Regions from separate parts of the Mus musculus genome. Here region 1 is linked to region 2. A link is a contact called in ENCODE Hi-C or POLR2A ChIA-PET data. All regions are on one chromosome and are shown on one strand. The core of a region is the stretch at or near the end of the contact, and the rest is flanking DNA. Distances in the headings are between cores, read along the strand shown.

What was found. Hi-C counts contacts between places; a loop is a spot of excess contacts on that map. ChIA-PET counts read pairs that join two places held with the same protein, here RNA polymerase II (POLR2A).
Region 1: a loop to region 2 is called in a map of Patski, with 2.2 times the contacts of the local background. The contact joins the promoter of Cxcl2 here to the promoter of Cxcl15 in region 2. A Hi-C loop is called at or near these places in 9 of 37 maps with a recorded cell type or tissue (Patski, T-helper 17 cell, adrenal gland and 2 more). POLR2A ChIA-PET finds 5 or more read pairs at or near these places in 1 of 5 experiments (Patski).

The regions. Positions count from the first base shown.
Region 1 is chr5:90,901,376-90,906,579 of GRCm38, forward strand. It overlaps Cxcl2 (chemokine (C-X-C motif) ligand 2), which reads left to right and starts at 2,524. Exons shown (of 4, transcript NM_009140.2): 1 at 2,524-2,648; 2 at 2,741-2,864; 3 at 2,982-3,065; 4 at 3,814-4,563. The coding sequence starts at 2,570. The coding sequence ends at 3,829.
Region 2 is chr5:90,791,524-90,797,146 of GRCm38, forward strand. Cxcl15 (chemokine (C-X-C motif) ligand 15) reads left to right here and starts at 3,011. Exons shown (of 4, transcript NM_011339.2): 1 at 3,011-3,105; 2 at 3,676-3,805. The coding sequence starts at 3,048.

The DNA.
Region 1 (5,204 bases), core at 1,274-3,773, 110 kb after region 2:
ATGCTAGTATTCCATTTTGTAAGCAACTGTTGCTTTACTCTGTCTTTACTGGTATATATTTAGTAATTACTTTTTGAAACATTGTATGCTTCAGAGACTGCTGTAGGAACCCGGTACTTTATTCTATTCTCTCTGAGTATTTCCTTATGTCAACATATCAGATTGCACCTGGAAATCCCTACAGCAGATAGTTTCTGTTTTCTACTATCATAAAGATACTAATGGGCTGACCAGCATCCTGATAATACTGAAGGCAAATATTTCAGTTAAAAACCTGATAAAGTGGTCACATTAAATCCACAGAAGTCTGTGAGCCTTATCTAGGCAGTTAAAACCCATGAATAAAATGTCCATGAATAAAATGCCTCTTAGAAGCTCCAATTTCCACCGGCTTCAGTTCTGAAGAGGATGTATATTAATTTGGGAGGGCGGGGGGGGGGGGGAGGACAAAGCATACATATGTGTTAAATACACCACGTTCATTCTACAAATGTAAAGTCTTACTGGGAGTACAACACCCAGATGTTCTGCCACTTCACCGATTTTAAACATTAGGAAAGCCAAAGTTGAGCCATGAGATACAAACATTAAATAAATAAATAAATAAATAAATAAAACCCCACAATTCTCCTAAACCTAAGAATCACTTATCTCAGGAAACATCTAATTCTTTATAAATTTTACTAGTAATTGAGATGAGTATGTTCATTCAGATTTTGTAGTTTTAGTTGATAAACCAATTAAATTAGGTAAGAGACTCATCTAAATTCTTTTTTCCCCCTGAGACAGAGTTTCGTTATACAGCCCCCATCGCCTGGAGCTCACAGAGATCTGGGCGCCTCTATCTGCCGAGGGCTAGGGTTAAATGTGTTTGCCATCAATCCCTGCTCCAAATTATCTCCTAAGGGGTGGGGGTGGGGGGCAAAAACGAATAGGAAATTGTTTTGCTTTTCAAGAATTATTTGTGTTTGTGTGTGTGAGTGTGTGGCTTTAACTCTTAGGTGAGTCTTGTTTTAGTAATATGGAGGCAAAAACAAATTTTGTTTTTGTGTTTTTTTTTTTTTACCTTAGCATTTATACAGTGAGTTTTTAGAAACATTAACATTTATTCATCTGAACATTTTGAGACAGTTATTTGGGTGCATTTCAAAGATAAGAAGCTAGCACATTGGTCACAGGTGGGTGTCTATGTCCCAGTATCTAGTGGCACAGCATTTCCTCTCTGGCAGCTTTGAATATCCTCCTGCCTCTCACACGCTTCTCTGTAAAACGACCACATGGCTCTCAGAGAGCTGCACTCAGACCCACAACTATCTACAACTTGTGTTCTAGATGACCAAGAAATAAAACCCAGGGTGAGAAAAATGAGCTAGTGAAAGACAAAGGCTAGAACTGAGGGCTACAATAGTTTGTCACAATCAGTGAAAGCTCAATATGATCCTCTAGTGGAGAAATCAAATCACTGGGACAAGAATGGATGTATACAGTGTGTGTGTGGGGGGGGCTAGATTTGCCTCGATAACAAAGGGAGAGAGAGAGAGAGAGAGAGAGAGAGAGAGAGAGAGAGAGAGAGAGAGAGAGAGAGAGAGAGATTGAAATCTGGCATCTAAATATTTCACAGATACAGGTACACGTTTGTTGTGAAGCGGACATGTGAAGGGCGCTACCTCCTCTAGGTGTCAGCACTGACTGGCGAGTAGACTGTCCCCAGGAGAGCCCTTGCCTCCTGCAGCTGGAGACCGCCGAGAGACCACCAAGTCTCTGTTTCTTGAATTCATGAAAATCTCTTACAGCTGATGTGGTGCTCACCAGCACACTGGAAGAGCCTCGGAAGTTCCAGAATTTCACAGAGGAAGTTATATGAGATTACAACACTTTGTCCTAGGTTAAACATGAATTAAGCTTTTGACACATCTCCCCCCCCCCCCCCCACGGCCCCAAGTCGGGTAGAAGGATATGACACAAAATGTGATTTACTCGTGCTCAGTACACCGCAGGAACAATGCACTCTTGTGTACAGCCTGAGATGACTAAATTTCAACGGTGTACTTACGCAGACGTAAATAAATCTTCATCTAGTACTATCTATGAGTATGTAACTAATAGAGAAGCAATCCCCCATCCCCCGCGCGTTCACGCTTGAACACACACACACCTTAATTTCTTCAGTCCTAATGACTAAAGTTCCCCAAACTGTTAGGTCTCCACTGATGACATAGCTCAGTAACCACTGTCCTCTAGCAGGTGGTCACTTCAGCGCAGACATCACTTCCTTCCTTTTGAGGATTTGGGGAAGGACATCCCAGGGTCCCATAGTGGAAGGGCAGGGCAGTAGAATGAGGCAGGCAGCTCACGCGCGCGTGTCCCCAACCCACTCAGCTTAGGGGCGGGGCTCTGTGCTTCCTGATGAGGGGACCCTGAGCTCAGGGAATTTCCCTGGTCCCCGGGCTTTTCCAGACATCGTGCATAAAAGGAGCTCTCGGGACCTCAGAGCCCCAGACTGCGCCTCAGTGCCTCCAACAAGCTTCCTCGGGCACTCCAGACTCCAGCCACACTTCAGCCTAGCGCCATGGCCCCTCCCACCTGCCGGCTCCTCAGTGCTGCACTGGTCCTGCTGCTGCTGCTGGCCACCAACCACCAGGCTACAGGTGGGATTCGGATTCGAGGCTGATGTTTCTGGGGAAGCCTCAGGTGGGCGCAGCCATCCCCAGCCCTTCTGACCCAGTGTCTTCTCCTACAGGGGCTGTTGTGGCCAGTGAACTGCGCTGTCAATGCCTGAAGACCCTGCCAAGGGTTGACTTCAAGAACATCCAGAGCTTGAGTGTGACGCCCCCAGGACCCCACTGCGCCCAGACAGAAGTCATGTGAGTGTCTCCCTGGATAGCCTCTGCCATGGCCAGAGTTGCCCAGACCCTCCTGCCGCCCCATGCTCACCCTAAAGAAACCTCGTGCCTTATAATGATCCCCACATCTCTCTGCAGAGCCACTCTCAAGGGCGGTCAAAAAGTTTGCCTTGACCCTGAAGCCCCCCTGGTTCAGAAAATCATCCAAAAGATACTGAACAAGTGAGTCGCGATTTGTGCTTACACCTGACTGGCACCCGATTTCTGAAAATTATAGCAGGGAAAATCAAGGTTAACTTCAGTTCAGGAACCTGAATTATTATTTTCATTGTTAACTTTGTCCTGTGAGCATCAGTTTGAATTGATAGAAGGGTACGACTAGCTCCTTTCATCTACACACGTAAAAGTCCTTCCTTAATGGATGGTCGCTGTGTGTCCCTAAGAATTAAGTAGATAGAACCAACTAGCGCTGGTGTAAAGCCTGTTATCTATTAAGATTCAATACTTTACCCCTGCCCTTTCCATGTCTGTGGGCTGTAAAGTCTAACTCTTGGTTTTGGTCAAGGTGAGCCTCTAAGGCTTCCCGATGAAGAAGAGCTGGGGTTTCCAGTGAGAGGCTTGAAATTCAGGTGTAGGCTCTCGCTCTTATCCTGACTGAGTTCAGTGAAAAAGCAATAGGTATTGTTCTTGTTTACAACGTACGCGAAGTCATGCCTTGACATTTTTACTCTTAACATCATTTGGAAAGGTTCAAGCTGGTACAATTGTAACGCCAGCTCTACTATTCTAGTTTCAAAGCGCCCAGAGTGTTTATTGCTGGAAAGTCCAGCAATAGGTAGCAGGTCCCTTGTGGAGGCTAGAGATGGTTTCGTTTGGAGAGTAAACCAAGGTCCAGGATGAAGTCAAAAGAAGGGGGCTCTGCAACCCGCCTTTAAGATACCCACTAACAGCAACCATTTTCTCATCACAGAGGCAAGGCTAACTGACCTGGAAAGGAGGAGCCTGGGCTGCTGTCCCTCAACGGAAGAACCAAAGAGAAAGAAAAAAACAAACAGCACCCGGGAAGCCTGGATCGTACCTGATGTGCCTCGCTGTCTGAGAGTTCACTTATTTATTTATCTATGTATTTATTTATTTATTAATTCCATTGCCCAGATGTTGTTATGTTTATTTTGATATTTAAAGATATGCATTCGCTAATTCACTGTAATATCTTAAAAGGTCATTTTAATATGTTAAAGTTTATTTTAATAATGTTTAATGTGTTCAATTAAAGTTATTTAACTTATATAGTTGGAAGGTGATAAATTTTTAAACCTATTTATTCATTAGTTTCTGGGGAGAGGGTGAGTTGGGAACTAGCTACATCCCACCCACACAGTGAAAGAGACTGGGGATAAGGGGTGGGGGTGGGGACAAATAGATGCAGTCGGATGGCTTTCATGGAAGGAGTGTGCATGTTCACATCATTTTTTTGTAAGCACCGAGGAGAGTAGAACAGCTGTTATTTAGGTTTCAGTGTTTGTAAACTGTATGTACAACATTTTTGATGCTGGATTTCAATGTAATGTTGTGAGTAACCCTTGGACATTTTATGTCTTCCTCGTAAGGCACAGTGCCTTGCTTAGCAATTGTTTTGTCATGCCTTTTCGTGTCTTGAAGTGGACACATTTATTTATTCATGTATTTTTACAAATAACAAAAAATAAAAACGTCTGTTAAAAAAAAAATCCCGTGCTTAAGTTTGTTTTATATATCTCAATATTTTATTCTTCCATCGTATTGAAGGTGTCAGGAATGCTTAAGAAACCATGTTTCCTGCAGCAACAGCTACTAGCTGGAGTCTCCCTTGTTTTTGTCAAGAAGGCACACTTGATGCCTTTCAAAGTCTCTGCAGGATTTTTCTGTCAGAGAATCCCTCTCTAACATATTCTTTCCCCCAAGGAACAGCTTGAGGTTCATTGCTAATCTGAGGAATTTTTAAAAAGTGTTTTTAAAGCTTTCATTTAAATTATTTTTCCTAAACTTTTTATTTATTTGTGTGTGTGTGTGTGTGTGTGTGTGTGTGTGTGTGTGTTTATAAACAGGTCTTGCTTTCCCTCCTACTGAGGTTGATTCGGAACTGCAGTAATGTGGCAGGGTCCTTCTTCAGAAGTCAATCTGTGCAATGAAATTAAAGCTTAGAAAACATGAGAGACGGAGCACTTTGTCAGTGTAAGGGACCACCATGAGGAGTTTCTCCTAACTTCCAGGGAGAGTTGGTTTAATTTCCCGAAATGCAGTGCTTTTCTAATGTCACCAAGTTTGAATGCTCTCTGAGCATGTCAGTTTTAATGTAAGCTTCCCAGACAGGCAGGTACA
Region 2 (5,623 bases), core at 1,761-4,260:
AGGGGGATGGAAGAGAAAGGTAAAGGAGAGAAGAATATGGGGGAGAGAACAACTAACACTAAAGACCATTCAAACAACCATATAGAAACTTACTACTGTAGAAACTTCCTAAAATACATACACATATGAAAGGAATCTAAATGGATTCCATTGGGGAAGAAACTGGGGCATTGGGGAAGACAACGTCCCAACTAGATATCTTATGCCATCAAGCAAAGCCTCCAGTGGCAGGAATGGGTTCCATCTTGTTGAGTAGTTGGACCAATGGGCCCAATGGAAATCCCCAAGTGTCACAGACTATTGGTTACACTTCACAGATGGTAAGGTTCTATTGCTGAAGCCAACACTAACATGGGTAACTGAACACAGGGAGATTGATCTGGTACCCAACTAGAAGCTTCGCTCCTATTGACTAGCATTCACTGTACTGGAAGATGCTCTGCACTCTACTAGGGGAAAAAGGTAACCATCAATATCTTTCAGCTACAAATCCTGTCACCTGGAACAGTAACCCTACCTGCAAGGTACACTGGTGGAATAGTGGCACCACTGCTAAGGGAATAACCAACCAGTTTCTGATTGAATTTAAGGCGCACTCCGTGAGATGGAACCCATACATGACACACATAATACTACTAAAATGAGCAAGAACCTGAGTGTCTTAGGGTTTCCATTCCTGCACAACATCATGATCAAGAAGCAAGTAGGGAGGAAAGGGTTTATTCTGCTTACACTTCCACACTGCTGTTGATCACCAAAGGAAGTCAGGACTGGAACTCAAGCAGGTCAGGAAGCAGGAGCTGATGCAGAGGCCATGGAGGGATGTTACTTACTGGCGCTTGCTTCCTCTATCTTGATCAGCTTGTTTTCGTATAGAACCAAAGACTACCAGCCCAGGGAATGGCACCACCCACAATGTGCCCTCCCTCCTTGATCACTAATTGAGAAAATGCCCCACAGCTGGATCTCATGGAGGCACTTCCTCAGCTGAAGCTCCTTTCTCTGTGATAACAACTCCAGCCTGTTTCAAGTTGACACATGAATCCAGCCTGTACATTGAGACTAGACAAATCGTGATCCTAGGAGAAAATCTACTATTATGTTAAAGAAACATAGCATTAAAATAACTTCCAATGACATATTGCTGTGCTCATATAGTGCCTTGCTCATCCTTCATCAGAGAAATTTCTTCTTGCAAAAGGTGGGAGCTAAACAGAAACCCACAACTGGACAATGTGCAGGGAGTGAGACACTTTGAAGCACTCCATCCCAAGTAAGATGATTTCATGAAAGCCTTTCCTTCAAGGCTCAGGGATCTATATAGAAGAGGAGGCATAAAGATCGTAAAAGCCAGGGCTGATGACTCTAAGCAAACAGTGTCTTCCTGACACAACAGAACTGGTGCATCTATAAGCCCACAGAGACTGTAGAAGCACACATAGAGCCTGCAGAGATTCAAGCCAGATGGGGGTCCCAGCACTGAGAGGAGAGAGTTGACAAGAGCTCCCACCCCTAGCCAAGAAGCTATTTGCAATTGATACAGACTGACAGCAAAAAAACATTATCAGTTTTCTGTAATGGAGTCTTAGTAGGGATATTAATCATACTTTAGGGTAAGTCCCATGTCCTAGAGCAGTTGGCCAACAGAGAACAAACTCAATGGTAGTTTTGTAGACTTATACCTCCATTTTGTTTGGGTTTTTTTGGTTTCTTTTATTAGTCCTTTGTTTATTTATTTTGATTTCTGCTGGTGTGTGTGTGTGTGTGTGTGTGTGTGTATTGTTTTTGAATTCATTCCTCTTAAACTCATTAAAAATATAATGGTGATATTCGAGACCATTTACTGCAACAGAAAGGAAGTGATGTAAGTAGTAAAGGCATGGAGGAAGGTGGAGACTCTTGCATGAAAGTTTTCTGGTTGGCATCTTCTTTCAGAATGTGTTTCAGTGATTCTCAACCTGTAGGTTGTATAATCCTTTCATAGGGGTTTCCTGAAGCTATCAGAAAATATAGATGTTAACATTATGATTCATAACAGTAGCAACATTACAGTTGTAAGGTAGCACTGAAAATATTTCATGGTTGGGGGGAGCACAACATGAGGAACTGTATTGAGGAGTTGCAGCATTAGGGAGGTTGAGTAAGAAGCACGGTGCTACATAAAGAGACAGAAGGCTGTGGCTCTGGACAAGTATGAGTATACTCAGTAAAAATACCTGGAACATTTCTGTCCCTTGTAATACCAGAAAAGGGACAACCTTGCCCACACCTTGGTCTTGGACTTGAATTCTCTAAAAGTCACAACATTGCTGCCATTTAAGCCACCTAGCCTCTGGCTGTGACAGCTTATGCTATTGCTGTGTGTGCTAAAACAAGGAACAGTTTATTTTAGATAATTAAGATCAGTTATCTGCTTAAGAGCCAGGAGAGCAAATCTCATAGTCTTTTGCTACTTAATTAATCTTAAAACCCAAGGAAGCTTATACACACTAAGTCCCAAATAGCTGTAGTCTTCTATTCTTGATAGGATAACTCTTAGTAGGTTGTGTCAGTCTGGACTCCATTTCTTCTGTAGTTGGTGCTATAACATGATTTCACCACAGTAAAATTCTATTAAAACTTCAAGCAGGGCCATAGTAATATGTACAAGAGCCAAAAGCAAATATTTGCTCTAGGAAAGTATGTTAGTTCCCTTCTTTGCCCAAAGCAGGGTTTTGTTAAAATTATGTTCTCGTGGCCCCATTCATCAACGACAACAACAAGGGCCCCTTATATTTACACAGTTTCAGCTCCAACAAAAAAGAGATTCTTATCCATATGCCTCGAGTTCATCTCAACCTGCTCTCAACTTCTTAATTAAACAAAGCTTCAAAGCTAAGCCCAGCCTCCTTCTGGGCTTGTGAAGTGGCAAGCATGCCACTTTTCCTTCTTCAGTGGGGAGAGTGGAAGAAGAGAAAGAAAATCTCCGGGGCTGCTGGGAGCATATAAAGAAGCCCTGTGGCCTTGCTGGTTTTACCATCCAGACCAGAGTCAGGCCACAGACGGACATGGCTGCTCAAGGCTGGTCCATGCTCCTGCTGGCTGTCCTTAACCTAGGCATCTTCGGTAAGCTAACGGGGAATTTTTCTTTTCTATCTAGGTACTGGGAAAACCCAGAAGACATTTCAAATAGAATGAGGTGGTTTGGGCCATTAATCAAACTATAGAAATGGCTAAATTAAAGCCTGAGCAGGAAAGCATTTAGTTTGTTAAGTTTACGGAAAGTCTTCGTGAGTTAAGTGAAACCCTCCACTTGACTTATTAGGACCAGCTGACTATAAGAATCTATGGTTTTCTTTTTAGATCTGAGAGTAAAAGAATTATTACCAACAGACTTAGAGTATTAAACTGATCGAAATTCTTACTTTTCAACTGATAAAATTTACACATAATCATGAAGGCGTAAGTGCTTTACCAATTAGTTACTGGCTGTAACTTTAAGCAAGGTGCTAGTTGCCTACTTTATTTGCAGTTTTCTCAAACACAGTAGGAGCTTAAAAAGTGTTTCTTTGCCTTAAGATCATACACTCTGTGTTAGTCTTGTGTGCCCTGCTGTATTGGCTCCTAAGTCAAAGTAAAGACTTGAGCACTAGGGACTTGCTCTTCATGAGAGACTCTCTACTCTTTCCCCTACAGTCCGTCCCTGTGACACTCAAGAGCTACGATGTCTGTGTATTCAGGAACACTCTGAATTCATTCCTCTCAAACTCATTAAAAATATAATGGTGATATTCGAGACCATTTACTGCAACAGAAAGGAAGTGATGTAAGTAGTAAAGGCATGGAGGAAGGTGGAGACTCTTGCATGAAAGTTTTCTGGTTGGCATCTTCTTTCAGAATGTGTTTCAGTGATTCTCAACCTGTAGGTTGTATAATCCTTTCATAGGGGTTTCCTGAAGCTATCAGAAAATATAGATGTTAACATTATGATTCATAACAGTAGCAACATTACAGTTGTAAGGTAGCACTGAAAATATTTCATGGTTGGGGGGGAGCACAACATGAGGAACTGTATTGAGGAGTTGCAGCATTAGGGAGGTTGAGTAAGAAGCACGGTGCTACATAAAGAGACAGAAGGCTGTGGCTCTGGACAAGTATGGGAAAACTATTACCTAGTAGTTGTGCTCGCTCTCATTTCTAAAACTGGCATGCAGTCTTTCCAGAAAAACAAACAAACAAACAAACCAAACCAAACCAAACCAAACCAAACCAAACCAAACCAAACCACTAATCAAAGAAAGCTCCTTAGCAGAGGAGACAGTTGATTTCATAAACTCTGCTGAGAAAAGCGAACTTTGAAGTCAATGATTACTCAGAAAGCAAAGATACACAGCTATGGGCAAGAATATAAGAAAAGGGGATCATCAATGTATGTATGTATGTATGTGTATGTATGTATATATGTGTATGTATGTGTGTATGTGTATGTATGTATGTGTGTATGTATGTGTATGTATGTGTGTATGTATGTGTGTATGTGTGTATGTATGTATGTATGTATGTGTGTATGTATGTGTGTATGTGTGTATGTATGTGTGTATGTATGAGTGTATGTATGTGTATGTATGTGTGTATGTATGCGTGTATGTATGTATGTGTATGTATGTGTGTATGTATGTGTATGTATGTGTGTATGTATGTATGTATGTGTACACTTACATCAATGAATGATACACACACACACATATATTCATGAAAGATTATATTATACCTTTATAGGTTCTTGGTATAGTTTTAAAATTTTGATAGGTTTGATTAATACATTCCTATGTATACTGTTGCTGTAATGTTAGATGCATTAAATTTAGATCTTACAAAAACAATATTACTAATTATAATTTCAATATTTTTTTAACTTTTGAGTCAGTTTATTCCAAAAATAAATATCATTACACACTTATCAGTGACTTCCCATGGCCCAGAATTTACAGACAATGGGATAATCGCTTCTGCAAAGGGCCTGCAAGTGAAAATTTGTTTCCTTTTGTATATTGGCTATGTTGAATGTTACAATGAAGCTGTTACAGTAAAAGTTACTTTTACTTTATGAAAAAAAGGAATCTCTGCATTATACACTTGGGTGTACCAGCACATACAATATAGCCTAATGACTCTAGGGAAATTTTTCAGGGGCAATTTCAGACCTTACAGACTGTACAAAATTCCTTCACTCTTCAGTTATAACTTTTGTTCTATACATGTATGTATGTATGCATTCATCCATGTATGTATGTATGTATGTATGTATGTATATACATGTGTATGTATGGATGGATGGATGTATCTATCTACCTACCTATATGTCTGTCTAAATGTGTGTGACTCAGTTTTTCATTGCTAGGTAGCAAATTACCATAATAGACTATAAAATAAATGTGGTTATTGCTCTACATTCTGTAGTTCAGCCTGCTGAGTGACTGGGGTAGCTTCTTTGCTGATTGGGGAGAGAAAGTGGAAGAAGAGAAGAGGAAAGCACATAAAAAGGCACTGGAGCTGTCCTGAGTTTATCATCCAGGCCAGAGCCAAGCCACAGATAGACATGCCTGCTCATTGTTTTATGAAAGATACCAACTAGGCTGAAAGC